Linked DNA regions of Homo sapiens: region 1 is linked to region 2. A link is an interaction called in ENCODE POLR2A ChIA-PET data of the cell type or tissue named here. Cell type or tissue: HCT116. All regions are shown on one strand. Each heading gives the region's core, and the rest is flanking DNA. Links, peaks and the distances in the headings are about the cores only.

The links. Peaks named below come from ENCODE experiments on the same cell type or tissue, not always from the same donor. Only the 100,000 strongest peaks of a DNase experiment are listed, where the experiment ranks them.
Region 1: POLR2A ChIA-PET joins it to region 2 with 5 read pairs; 2 of 35 experiments call an interaction of 5 or more read pairs at or near these places.

The regions. Positions count from the first base shown.
Region 1 is chr1:244,889,086-244,896,576 of GRCh38, forward strand. The region is part of intron 2 of LOC124904588 (UPF0764 protein C16orf89-like); the gene reads right to left. Among named protein-coding and RNA genes, the nearest start is that of HNRNPU, 28 kb to the left of the region's middle. In HCT116, for the core only: no CTCF peak of the experiment used is centred there; a DNase peak (open chromatin) is centred at 3,586.
Region 2 is chr1:244,206,913-244,214,403 of GRCh38, forward strand. No RefSeq gene overlaps it. Among named protein-coding and RNA genes, the nearest start is that of SPMIP3, 140 kb to the right of the region's middle. In HCT116, for the core only: a CTCF peak has its summit at 4,414; a DNase peak (open chromatin) is centred at 4,449.

The sequences.
Region 1 (7,491 bases), core at 1,631-5,630, 680 kb after region 2:
GGATTATAGGCATGCACCAGCGTGCCCAGCTAATTTTTGTATTTTTAGTAGAGACAGGGTTTCACCTTGTTGGTCAGGCTGGTCTTAAACTTCTGACCTCAGGTGATCCACCTGCCTCAGCCTCCCAAAGTGCTGGGATTAAAGGTATGAGCCACTGCACTGGCCTAGACCTTTAATTTAATGGTCTTTAATGTCATTAAATTTAATGCCACCTAGTCCTCTTGCTTCTATCTTTGAATATCTCTGAAAAAATCCATATGTTTCCCCAATTTTCATGGCTCTTGCCCTCATTCAGTTCCTATTTATCTCTATTTTGAATTATTCCTACTTCTGGGCCCCTATCTGTGCTACATCCTCTTCCTTCTGGCTTTCAGAGTTAAGTTAATAAACTACCAATATGATTACCTCTTGGCACTTTTTTTGGGGGGTTGGGGGAGTTGGAGTCTTGCTCTAGTCGCCCACACTGGAGTACAGTGGCGCGATCTCGGCTCACTGCAACCTCCACCTCCCGGGCTCAAGCGATTCTCTTACCTCAGCCTCCGAAGTAGCTGGGATTACAGGCACACATCACCATGCCCGGCTAATTTTTGTATTTTTAGTAGAGACGGGGTTTCACAATATTGGCCAGGCTGGCCTTGAACTCCTGACCTTGTGATCCACCCGCCTCAGCCTCCCGAAGTGCTGGGATTACAGGCGCGAGCCACCACGCCTGGCCAGGCACTTTGTTTTTTTTAAGAGATTGGGGATGGGGGCACCTTGCTATGTCGCCCAGGCTGATCTTGAACTCTTAACCTCAAACCATTCTCCCAAAGTGCTAGGATTACACGTCTGAGCCTCCACGCCCAGCTCTTGGCACTTCTGATGCCTCAACATGCTTCCAGAATAAAATCTGAAGTCTTCAGAGCAATCGCCAAAGCTTTGCGGATGACCCAGTTCAAATCTATGAGGACACATTTCTCTGCTGCCATTTTCCCCATTCTGGCCTCTTAGAGTATTATATTTATAAAGTTAGTTTTCCATGTCACTTTATTATAGTTGGTTATCTATTTTTTTGGTTTTAAAAAATGTGCTTCCTCAGGGCCAAAGAAGCCACAAAGAATATGCCCTGCCTGCCAGTCAGTCAGCTCCACCTGTGTGCCCGTCTAAGGCCTCATTTATTATGTATATAGAGTATGGCTCTCCAATCACAATGTGCTTTATTTTTTAATTAGGGCTTTAGTGGCCAAGAGAACTCTCTTTTCCATACTTGAGCAAAATAAATAAATCAATCAGGAGTGCATTTTTTATCTGCATCTTTTATTTTAATAAATCTCATCAAAAATTTGTATCAACCTATGCATTTGAACGGTCTTGCTAGACCTAACATCAAAACGTGGATGATAAATGCATGAAGGAGCCGGGCACAGTGGCTCATGCCTGTAATCCCAGCACTTTGGAAGGCCAAGGCAGGCAGATCGCTTCAGGCCAGGAGTTTGACATCAGCCAGGTCAACATGGTGAAACCCCGTCCCTACCAAAAATAAAAAAATTAGCCGGGTGTGGTGGCGCTCACCTGTAATCTCAGCTACTCAGGAGGCTGAGACAGGAGAATCACTTGAACCCAGGAGGCAGAGGTTACAGTGAGCCAAGATCGTGCCACTGCACTCCAGTCTGAGCGACAGAGTGAGACTCCGTCTCAAAAAAAAAAATTACTTCTTTAAAGGCACTATCTCCAAATAGAGTCACATTCTTAGGTTCTTGGTGTTGGGATGTCAATATATGAATTTTGGAGAGACATAATTCAGCCCATAATGAATAGTGAGGATATCACCTCCTAACTCAGCTTTGCGCATACACAGAGTTCTAACAAATCTCTTCTAGGTGCATCTTCAAGCCCCTGTTACGATCCTCCTATTTGGGTACTACATTTCCATTTTCCTATCTCAAGGCTGAGTTCTACCCTGCAGCCCTAATTTGGGCTCAAAAGGAATTCCGTCTTTTCCTATGGTCCCTCACACACCCATCCCTTGTTCTTTGGTTATAACCCCTCCACCTGCCACAGCCTCACCACCAACTCAGCTTGCCCAGCACTGCCAAAAAATTTTTCCCCTTCTTTCTGACGTTTCGGACTTGGATTCTTTTGAAAACTATCCTGAGCCCTTATATTTGCAATGGAATTTTTTTTCTTTTTTTTTTTTTTTTTTTTGAGACAGAATCTTGCTCTGTCGCCGAGGCTGGAGTGCAGTGGCGCGATCTCAGCTCACTGCAACCTCTGTCTCCCAGGTTCAAGTGATTCTCCTGCCTCAGCCTCCTGAGTAGCTGGGATTACAGGCACCTGCCACCACACCCAGCTAATTTTTGTATTTTTAGTAGAGACAAGATTTCGCCCTGTTGCCTAGGCTGGTCTCAAACTCCTGACCTCAAGTGATCCACCTGCCTCAGCCTCTCAAAATGCTGGGATTACAGGTGTGAGCCACCATGCCCGGCCTTGCAATGGAATTTCTGAGAGATCGTGTTCCACTCTTGCTTCCCCTTTCTTCCCTCTATGCCCTGCATTTTTAAATAAGTAACTTTAGGCCGGGCACGGTGGCTCATGCCTGTAATCCCAGCACTTTGGGAGGCCGAGGCGGGCGGATCACGAGGTCTGGAGATCAAGACCATCCTGGCTAACGTGGTGAAACCCCATCTCTACTAAAAAATACAAAAAATTAGCTGGGCAAGGTGGTGGGCGCCTGTAGTCCCAGCTACTCGGGAGGCTGAGGCAGGAGAATGGCGTGAACCTGGGAGGCGGAGTTTGCAGTGAGCTGAGATAGCGCCACTGCCCTCCAGCCTGGGCGACAGAGCGAGACTCTGTCTCAAAAAAAAAAAAAAGTAACTTTAATGTTATTAATATTATTATTTTTTTTGAGATGGTGTCTCACTCTCACCCAGGCTTGAGTGCAGTGGTGTAACCTCAGCTCACTGCAGCCTCTGTCTCCCGGGTTCAAGTGATTCTCCTGCCTCAGCCTCCTCAGTAACTGGGATTACAGGTGTGTACCACCATGCCCAGCTAATTTTTGTATTTTTAGTAGAGATGGGGTTTCGCCATGTTGGCCAGGCTGGCCTTGAACTGCTGACCTCGAACTGCTGATCTCAGGTGATCCGCCCACCTCGGCCTCCCAAAGTGCTGGGATTATAGGTATGAGCCACCGCGCCCGGCCAAAAGTAAGTTTTAGAATTACTCAACTCCTGCTAGGCACAGTTATGTAGATTCCACTAATGGTCACATAACTTGAGTCCAGATTCTCAGGTGCATTATCTGTCCAATTAGAAAGTTGTAAAGATCATTTTCAACGAAGCCAGCAGGAACACCTTTCATTAAACATTTCAAGTATGTAATGTGGGGAGGCTCTTCCTCTTCTTCCTCCTGTTTCTATTTGCAGTTTATGTTTTTTTGCATGAGGCATTCTTGCTTCATGGACCAGGTTCAAACTTGACCAATATACCTGACCACCCAGAATCTGTGTCCTAGTCCTCGGCTGTGGTCTGGGAATAGCGGTAGCTCCTCGGAAGGAGTGAGTCAGTGGCAGAGTGATGCGATGTGCTGGCAATGGGGATGGATTTGAAGACCAGTGGCTCATGCCTTGAGCTATCACAGGCCCAAGTTCAGTGTCCTCTCCTGGGAAACTTGGTGGTTTGTGCCTGTGTATGTTGAGAGTAGGCAAGGGTAGCATTCCTGATCTAGGCAGAGCCTTATTTGAAAGACTTCTGTTTTCATTTTTGTTTTATTTTAGTTTGGAGTGTGTGTGTGTTTGTGTGTGTGTGTGGGTGGGTGTGTATATGTGTGTGTGTGTGTGTGTTTTAAGTGGACATTAAAAATTCCAAGCCTGGCTGGGCCGGGCACGGTGACTCATGCCTGTAATCCCAGCACTTTGGGAGGCCGAGGCGGGCGGATCACGAGGTCAGGAGATCAAGACCATCCTGGCTAACACAGTGAAACCCCGTCTCTACTAAAAATACAAAAAATTAGCCGGGCGTGGTGGCGGGCGCCTGTAGTCCCAGCTACTCGGGAGGCTGAGGGAGGAGAATGGCATGAACCCGGGAGGCGGAGCTTGCAGTGAGCCAGGATCGTGCCACTGCACTCCAGCCTGGGCGACAGAGCAAGACTCCGTCTCAAAAAAAAAAAAAATTCCAAGCCTAAGGCAGAATCACCCTGAAGGATGCTAAGTGCAACTCCAATTCCAGGATCTGCTGTCTAAAAATACAAATTCCATTTTCAGACACACGAAGCATCATATTAGACAGCAACAGTGTCTGCTTTGATCTTGGTTAGTTGAGATTGATCATTTGCATTCAAAGTTCATATTAATATTCAGGCTAACAGGTAAAGCTAGCATGCTGAGGTTGGAGAGCCAGCCCACTTGTTAACTATTATAATTGAGATAGGCTGTGGTCATTAATGTAAATGACAGTGACTCCCCTTGGTCTTCTGGTTAGTAATAAAGAAAAGAGCTCTGAATGAAGATCAATGGATCTGATTCAAATCCCAGCCCTAACTCAAACATTCTCTTAACCTCTCTGACAGCATTCTCCTCTTTTGCCAAAGGATCATAAGAATAGCTTCTATATGCACTAAACTTGTATTTAAGATTTTTTTATCATTTTATAAAAATGATACACATACACTGTTTAAATAGTGAGATAGTACTATAAGGTTTATTACAAAAAACAGCAGTTCCCTGCCTGTGACAGATTGTATTTTCCAAAGATGGCTACAATATCTCCCAGCTCACAATGCTTTTCTTCCAATGAGACCATGACATTTCTCCCACAGAATGGAGTAGGGGGCTCTGTGTTTCCTCCCCTCTAACCTGGGTGGATCTTGGTGACTGCTTTGACCGATAGAGCATGGCGGAAGTGATGCTGTATTCATCAGGGTTCTCCAAAGAAACACAACCAATAGGAGATAGCTACATCTCTCTACGTATTTATTTTGAGACAGTGTCTCACTCTGTCACACAAGCTGGAGCGCAGTGGCACGACCATGCTTCCCTGCAGCCTCAACTTCCCGGGCTCAAGCGATCCTCCCATCTCAGCCTCCTTAGTAGCTGGGACTACAGACACACACCACCATGCCTGGCTATTTTTTTTTCTTTTTTATTTTTTTGCAGACAGGGTTTAGCCCTGTTGCTCAGGCTGATCTCTGAACTCCTGAACCCAAGGAATCCACCTGCCTCAGCCTCTCAAATTGCTGGGATTATAGGCATGAGCCACCACGCCAGCCAGGATGAAGGTATTCTACTCTCTTTCTCTTTCTTTTTTTTTTTTGAGACGCAGTTTCACTCTTGTCGCCCAGGCTGGAGTGCAATGGCACAATCTTGGCTCACTGCAACCTCCGCCTCCCAGGTTCAAGCGATTCTCCTGCTTTAGCCTCCTGAGTAGCTGGGATTACAGGCGCCCGCCACCATGCCCAGCTAATTTTTTATATTTTTAGGAGAGACGAAGTTTCACTATGTTGGCCAGGCTGGTGTCAAACTCCTGACCTCAGGTGATCCACCCGCCTCGGCCTCCCAAAGTGCTGAGATTACAGGTGTGAGCCACCGCGCCCGGCCTCTACTCTCATATTATCCCAGCCTGCCACTTCTACTTCCTCAACCCTGCAAACATAATTATATCAAGATATTGGTTAAGCCAATATTTATTATTGACCCTATTATTTCTATGTGAGTGTTGTTCACTGTTGAGCTAAGTAATGCATTCGCATTACATTCTCTTTCTTATACTATTTAATTTCCCATTTGCTCAATTTCCCATGTCATTATTACTATTTCTTTCCACATTCTCCAACTGAATTGCAAAACCCCCGCATAAGATTTTCTACGTGGTCAAACACACATGAAATAATGTAGCTATCAGTGTCCATTTTCCCCTGGACTTCAGGGCCCCAGTTCCTTTCTGGACTGGCTCTCTCTGGGTGTAGCTGCCGTCTGGAGGCCCCTTTCACCTTTCTCCTGGGTCAGATCCCTTTGTCCTGACTGTGGTCCTACTCTTCAGTGGGTTATCCCCTCATTCTGGTGGAGTGTAGCCTCTGGTGGCTCTGGAAGAAGGTGCCCAGGAAGTGAAAATGTCTTTTTTTTTTTTTTTTGAGATGGGGTCTCCCTCTGTCACCCAGGCTGGAGTGCAGTGGCTCCAACTCTGCTCACTGCAACCTCCACTTCTTGGGTTCAAGCAATTCTCCTGCCTCAGCCTCCTGAGTAGCTGGGATTACAGGTGCGTGCCACCATGCCCGGCTAATGTTTTTTGTTTTTAGTAGAGACGGGGTTTCAGCATGTTGGTCAGGCTCGTCTCGAACTCCTGACCTCGTGATCCGCCCACCTCGGCCTCCCCAAGTGCTGGGATTACAGGCGTGAGCCACCATGCCTGGCCAGGAGGTGAAAATGTCTTTATTTTACTCTCTCATTTGATTAATGGTCTGGTGAGGCAGAGAATTCTAATTCAAAAAATTATTTTTTCCTCAAAATATTGAAAGCATTGTTTTGTTGTCTGCCAGTTTCCAATGCTGTTCTTGAGAGTTCCACTGCCATTCTGATTCCAGAATCTTTATGTGTAATATTTATTTTTTGCCTTCTATGGATTAATGTTTTCTCTTCATCTCCAGTGTTCCGAATTTTTTTTGTTGTTTGTTTTTGAGACAGGGTCTCACTCTGCCACCCAGACTGGAGTGCAGTGGCACGATCATAGCTCACTGGAACCTCCACCTCCCAGGCTCAAGCAATCCTCCGCCTCAGGCTCCTGAGAAGGTGGGACCACTGGCCTGCACCACCACACTGGACTAACTTTTTGATTTTTTGTATAGATGAGGTCTCAACATCTTGCCCAAGCTGCTCTGGAACTCCTGGGCTCAAGTGATCCTCCCACCATAGCCTCCCAAAGTGCTCGGATTACAGGTGTGAACCACCGTGCCCGGCCTCTTCTGAAATATTATGAAGATATGACTTAGTGTAGATCTTTTCATTAATTTTTCTGGATAGGCCCTTTGAATCTAGAGGCCCACTCTCCTGAGTTTTTTTTTCTTTGGTAATTTTCTCTTCTCTATATTCTACTTATTAAATTCCTGGCCGGGTGTGGTGGCTCATGCCTGTAATCCCAGCACTCTGGGAGGCAGAGGAGGGCAGATTACCTGAGGTCAGGAGTTCAAGACCAGCCTGGCCAACATGGTAAAACCCTTTCTCTATTAAAAATACAAAATTAGCCAGGTATGGTGGTGGGTGCCTGTAGTCCCAGCTACTCAGGAGGCTGAGTCAGGAGAATTGCTTGAACCCGGGAGGCAGAGGTTGCAGTGAGCCGAGATCGCGCCATTGCACTCCAGCCTGGGGCAACAAGAGTGAAACTCTATCTCAAAAAATTAATTAATTAATTAATTCCTATTAGTTGGCTATTAGACTATCTGGATAATCCTTTATTTTAAATTATTTTCTTGCTTGTCGTCCATTTATTTCTATATTATGGGAAATTGCCTCATTTCCCATAAAAT
Region 2 (7,491 bases), core at 2,312-6,311:
TACTTCTGAGTGCTTACTAGGTGCAAGGTATCAAAGAATTCCTTCATAGACACATAATTTACCTAGACTTTTCAGGCAGATAAACTCTGCATAGAAGAAAGCACAAACATATGGGAGCAATGCAATTTAATCAGCACCTAATTAGCCAAACTATTTAAAATAGACCTCACTATTTTGATGATGAAAACATTCTCACTTCTAAATGCCGGAAGCTGTGTCTTCCCGTAATTCTCTCCCTTGGAAAACTGTGAGCAGAGGGACTCTTGGCTCATTGCTGAAGCTTCCTCTCCATTACATTTAGACCTCATCGGTTCTAGTCATTTCCTTTCTTTGTCATTAGATGAGGCGAGGGCCACTTCTGCCATCTCTCCTCAATCCACCATGTTTCCCTGGTGGTGACTGCTCTGTGTGTGGATGGGTGTGCCTGAGGTCATAATTATAAAAGCTAATATTCATCATGAAGACTTACTCCATGGCAGAGACTGTTTAAGCATTTCATGTTCAATCTTCTTAACAACCCTATGAAATTCATACCACCAGTATCTCCATTTACTGGAAGAAACAAAAGTTCTCAGCGGTTAAGTAACCTGCCGAATGTTCCCAGCTGGTAGGGAATACAGCCAAGACCCACATGCAGGCAGTCTGCTTCTAGCTTCCCTAAGAGTTAGCAAATCCAAGAGTGGAAACCTTGGAGATATAATAGAGTCAGTTGCTGTGAATTAAGCCAATTCTTACATTTTGTCTCCCAGTTAACCCAAAGCTTCTCTTACAGAGTCTAAAACAACCCTACTTTCAGATAGCCCAACAGTAAAATTATGGACCCCTAAGCTAAATGTTCAGTAATAGATTTCTCTAGGCCAGGCATGGTGGCTCATGCCTTTAATCCCAGCACTTTGGGAGGCCAAGGCAGGAGAATCACTTAAGGTGAGGACTTCAGACCAGCCTTGGCAACATAGCAAGACCCTATCTCTAAAAAAAAAAAGAAAGAAAGAAAAGTTCTCTCTAAACAGATAACTGACAAAAATCTGTTATGACAAAAAGGCTAGAGAAACTTAAAACTGGAAGTAAAAGAGACTTTGAAGTCTTTGAAGGTGAATCAAAAAGGAAAAATGCTGTAAACACAGGGAGAGTTTGCCAACTGAGACCAAAGTGCAGGAAGGTCAGCTGGAAAGCTGTACAGAGGAGTCAGGCGTTCAACAAACAATTGGATTAGATGATTTCTAAGGACCTTCCTAAACCCTCAGAAGCCATTATTCAGGGGGTAATTCCATATATATTACTTTAAGTTCTAGGGTACATGTGCACAACGTGCAGGTTTGTTACATATGTATACGTGTGCCATGTTGGTGTGCTGCACCCATTAACTCGTCATAAAACACTTGGACACAGGAAGGGGAACATCACACACCGGGGCCTGTTGTGGGGTGAGGGGAGTGGGGAGGGATGGCATTAGGAGATATACCTAGCGTAATTCCATTTTTTAAACTCCCAGCCTCAATGCTTTCAGTTTCATGAACTAAGTCGCAGCAGGTCAACACAGTGTTGTGCTTCCACCTGCCTCCTGAGCATTTCCACATCCAAACTCCACTGTGCCTCAGTCTCTCTGCACCCAAATCCCAACACGCTGGCTCCACCGCCCCCTGTTTCCGTGTGCCTTCTCTCAGTTCATGGTCTCACCAGCCCCAGTCACCCGGACTTGATGCTCAGCATCCTCCTCCATTCCTCTCACCTCCTCAGACTTCACATCCAACTGGTCAACTAGTGCCTTCAATGAGTGTATCAACATCAAAGATGTCTTCCCTCTTTTCCTATCCCACTGCTGCCTGAATGGTGTAAGTAGCTCATACTACCATATTTACTGTGGACGAAAGAGACAAAGATGAGAGTCATAGTCTTTCCCCTCAAATAACTCACAGCCTGGTAAAGGAGGTGGGCACATAAACACATAACTCAAGATATTGTGGGAAGAGGCAGAATGGAAGTAAAGCAAATTTACAGTAGATCAAGATGTTCAAGGCACCTCATAACCCCTCACCTAGACCCAAAAGGCTCTTAGTCCACATGCCTTCCCTACTGTACCTCTGTCCAATCCATTCCTCACACGGCCAACATAATAATCTTCCTCTTTGTATGCCACTTAGTGCTCAGGAGCTTTAGGAAGCTTACACTTGTCGGTGGGGAGGTCAGCGCTAAGAGCAGATTTCTGAGTTATGGTATATATCACTTGTGGTTGAAATAATGGGAGCTTATGAGCTTGTTCAGAGAAAGCATCCGGAGTGAGAAGAGAAAACATGAGGATGAAACCCTGGGAAACAATGGCATTGTAAGACTGAGAGAAGAGTCAGTAAGAGCCTCTAAAAGAATATTCACAAGCTGGGATGGAAACCAGACAGGAGAAAGAATCCAGGGATCATAGTGTAACAAGAAGTCGAAAACAATCGGTAGCATCGAATGCTGCTAAGATTTAAGCAAGAGGAGAACTGAAGACAGGCTCCTGACTGCCTATTGATTAGTGAATGTTTAGCATTTCAGTTGATTGGAAGGATTAGAAATCAGGCTTCAAGCCAGGCATGGTGGCACATGCATGTTGTCCCAGCTACTTGGGAGGCTGAGGCGGGAGGATCGCTTGTGCCTAGGAGTTGGAGCCTAGCCAGGGCAACATAGTGAGAACTCCGTCTCCAAAAAATAATCTCTAAAAAGTAAAAACTAATTTTTGAAAATTAAAAAAAGGTTTTTAAAAGAAATCAGGCTTCGTCGGTTTGAGATTTGAGCGTGAGGTACAGGAAGGCAGCAAGAAACATAATTTCCTCTTTTAAGAAGGTTGGGAATGAAAGGGATATATTTAAAGCACTCTGTCTTGTATTAAATTTATTTGAGCCCTTAGTGATTTGAGCCCTTGGCGTTTGTTTTTGCTTTTTTTTAATTTTAACTTTTTTTTTTTTAGAGACAGGGTCTCACTCTGTCACCCAGACTAGGGTGCAGTGACACAATCATAGCTCACTGTAACACCCAACTCCTGGGCTCAAGAGATCCTCCAGCCTCAGCCTCCCAAGAAGCTAGGACTACAAGTACACACCACCATGCTAGACTAATTTTTTTATTTGGCTATGTTCCCCGGACTGGTCTCGAATTCCTGGCCTCAAGCAATGCTCCTGCCTTGGACTGCCAAAATGCTGGGATACAGGCAGGAGCCACCACACCTCACCTAGTGTTGGTTTTAAATGCTGAGGGCAGAGACTTCCTCTTTCTCTTTATATCCTTACCCCCACCCCCACCCCGTGGTGACCAGCAGTGTTCAATACATGTGTGTTTATTTACTTGTGGGTGCTTGGAAACAATTTCTTCCGTCAATGATTTTAAACATTGTTCATCGGGGCTTTTTTTTTTTTTTTTTTTGTCCTGTTAATCTGTATTCTCTAAGAAGAAACAGGTAACTAAATAGACAAAGATAAACGTTCATAGATTCACATCTGAGCTATCACAAATTCTGAACTTATAATAGCCCAAATTAAGATTTATTTTTGTAATTTTGACAGTCCACAAACCCATAACATAAATCAATAAGAGAACAGGATTTGCATCACAACTCACAGCATCATAAAACAGCTTATAAACAACTTTGATGGGAATCCCTATTACATAAAGAAATGTTCCCCCGGCCTGCCTTCTCGGGCCAGATATTGGAATGAACTTTATGTTTGATTGTACTTCCCAGAACCTGACATTCTCTTTAGGATCAGGGTTATGATTCTTTCCAACACTAGACCCCAAGCCGCCGCATTGGCTCTGAACACAAAACCATTTCCAACGTGTAACGCAAAGGAGATTTCGTGTGCACTGTTTGCACAGACGAAACGCTCATTTCCTATGAAAATATCACAGGTTCCCATCCTAGCCACTCTTCTCCAGCAGCCCTCCCTTAGGTGAGCCCCAGGATATTCTGGAAGTCTCTTTATTCGTAAGGCTGGCATCACCGCCTGTGTCTGCGAAGTGTTCACCAAATCCAAGCGGGTGGAGAAGCACCGATTCTCTGTAGCAGGCCTGAACCTTGCCAGATCCTTTCAACATCCCCTGAGCCTTTCCAAAATGGAGGGCTCGCCCGGCCTGCTCGGAGCCAGCGTCGGTCAAGCCCGGTCTGCTCTGCTGAGACTTGGCACACCACGCCTGGGGCGCTGCGGCTCCCGGCCCAGCCCACCGTGCCAGCCCCTCCGCAGCGGCCTCCAACACCCGGACTCTGCGCACACAGGCCCTGGGTACTGGCGGGCCTGGGTCTCCCTGGGGCCCTGGAGGCAGAAAGCAAGCACTCATTGAAACACAGGATCAGCTGCTCCCATTACTCAGGGACAGAGCGGAAGCTAAGGAACTTGACAGCGGATATGGGAGCCAAGTGGGAATTCCACCCATGGCGCCCTCTACCTTCTGCAGGCTTCAGTGCAGGTCAGGAAGCACCTCTGCGCATCCACAGGGTTCAGTGTTACCTAAACCCAGAGCGTCCCATTGGCGGGAAAGTCATCTTGCGTGTCTCTTTTATGTTCTAAATGCTGCCCTGTTGTTCTGAAACATGAGTTAACCACTCACCAGAAAAACACCTCAACACACACGCTTGCAAGCACTAAGGTTCCTAATCAAGCCAAATTCCTTCCTTAGCCAGTCTTGGGAAAAGAAGTGTTAAAGAGAGACACCATCCACACCTAGCCTCTCTAGGGGGTGCTGAAGTTTTTTACTGACATATAAAAAAGGTAATTACTTGAATTCATTGGAACTTAAAGTGGCTTGCTCCGGCTCCGTCTCCGCCAAAGAGGCACTTAGTCATTTCTTCTCTTGTCCATCATAACAGGCACTGCGTCCAAGATATTGCCCAACTCAAATCCTGTAATTCCCTCTAAGTCTATCATAACCTTCCAAAATAAGCTTGTTAGTTTAAAATAGCCTTGTAAATAGCACTCACCAACTCACACAAAGCAAATAATGATTTATACCTGAAAAAAAGGAAAACCGTCAGCATTTGGCTCATCCTACAGGAAAAAAAATGATGTATTTGTGGGCCACTGTTTTAGCAATATTTACTTGAAAACCTAACTTTTCATTTTTTTATTGCAAGAATGAAACATGACTATTAGGGAAATTTTAGAAAATACAGCTAAGAAATAAAATAAAATAAATAAACTATAATCCCATGCTGGAGATGCAGCTTATGCTAACATTTTGATTTGTACTCTTCCAGGTCATTCTTTCTCAAATTCATCCTCAAAATGGGATTGTAGTGCTCACCATCCTTTTTTGAGAGGCCGTTTTAGAGAGTGAAATCTGTGTCAAGAAATAACTGAGCACGCTGGGCAGTTTTAGCCACTGAAACCCAACCAGCCTCGTGGAGTGTCAGGTCATACTCATTGGGTTCAAATCATAATAGCTTCATTGGGTGTTCGGCCACATTTTAATTCCATGTCATGGTTCTGGGCAATGGGAGGGAGCAGGGGATGGGGGAGCCAAGAGGACTTACTGTAAGTCAACATGTTTGTTGATCCTGGAACAGTAGCTGAGCCAGAGGACAGGGACGCCTTGCAGGGCAGACAGACAAAGAGTGGGGAGATGGTGCCACCACACAGAAGGGTAGGCTCTATTCTCAGGCGGACAGACCCTGGGGAGTCTCTCCATCTGCGGAGAGGACAGTGGTCAATGCCTCATGCTCTGCAAGGCTTTGGGTCTGTCAGAAGAGGACCCTCCCCCAGCAGGAGACTTGTTTATTTGGCATTTAACCAAAAGCATTAGGGCTCCTTTCAGAAATATTTGGTCAGGGGCCAATTATTTTAGCATATACTGCAGAGAAAGGAGGTCAATTTAAAGAAAGTTTAGATAAAACAACAGCAGACACAACAAAGCAGCCCTTTAAGGGGCAAAGATGTGGGTGCAGTGTTTCTAGGGAAGGGACACTGACCCCATTCCCTTGAATATGGACAAAGAAGCTCATCAAAGAAGCTCACCAAACCCAGTCATTCATAAGCATGAAAGAGGCCCTCATGCTTCTGCACCCTGGCCAGGAACCAAAGACTCCATCAGCTTTGACACAATCAGTCCTATTAATATGGAGAGGCCTTAGGATTGGAACAAATTCTTCTGGGCAGTCAACTTGCCTTAAACGATCTGCCAAAGCCCATCCCAGTGTTGTTCGTACACAGCTGAAAAATATCAAGACTTTAAGAGGGGAAAAGGAGGAGGGAAATGGAGCCCACATTTCCTGAGCTCTTGCGAACTATGGAGCATTCCACATTACCTCGTGTTGCCTTCCCGGTAGTCTCAGTATTATTGTTCCCATTTCACAAATGAGAAAGCTGAGGTTCTGATGGTTTAAGGGACTTGCCCAAGGTCCCCCAACAATGTGTCAGAGTTAGCACTCAAAGCCCTGTGCGTGGGTTCTGCAAGTCATCTTTGGAACCTCTAAGCTATTCTGCTCCCAATCTCCTTTTTAGCGTTCTTTGTTTACCATTGATCCTTTCCCCCTTTTCATCAGAAGAATAATCCGTTTCTATGGGGCATTATAATGAATGGGGAATCTTGATTTTTCATAGACTTCCTTCAGGAAAGAACCAGAAGTTGAGATGAGGGTGACCCTCACATAGATGGAAACTTTTGTATTCCTCTGTTTTAGCTTAATTAACAAAGAAGCACATTGCACATTTAACATTTAATATTTATTAAATGTCATTATTATTTGTCATTTAATAGTTATCTAATACTTAGCCAGTCCTCCAGAGACACAAATGGAGTGTCAAGAACAAAAAAGCAGGAAAGAGAAAGTGAAGACAGTGGATAAGACATTCAAAGTTTGAGGGAGGGCCATGCTTGGTGGCTCACTCCTGTAATCCCAGCACTTTGGGAGGCCGAGGTGGGCAGGTCACTTGAGGCCAGGAGTTCAAGACCAGCCTGGCCAACGTGGTGAAACCCCGTCTCTACTAAAAATACAAAAATTAGCCGAGCATGGTGGTGGGCACCTGTAGTCCCAGCCACTCGAGAGGCTGAGGCAGGAAAATTGCTTGAACCTGGGAGGTGGAGGTTGCAGTGAGCTGAGATCGTGCCACTGCACTCCAGCCTGGGTGACAGAGTGAGACCCTGTCTCAAAAAAGAAAAAAAATATATAAAACCCAAAGAACAAGAAAAAAGTTTGAGGGAGAAGATAAAGTTTGTCATCCTGCGCATTCTTAAATACTGTTCTTCCTATGCCCGAAGCATTACCCAATAATGCAGTTCCCTTCGAGTGAAAAAGCAATGCTTCCCTGGGCAGGGGGTTGGCCACAGAGCACACTGCATGGGAGACCCCTGCCCACAGGACACAGATTCCAACTGTGGTTTTCCAGGGGTGGGACCGATGGCCCTGAGCCATCTGTGCTCTCCCGGCAGGACCCCACTAGGTTTCACCGTGACAGCTGAGCCGGGCTAAGATTGCAGCCTTCGGCACTCTGGAAAAAAACAGCTGCTGAGGTTCCTTTGCTTTGC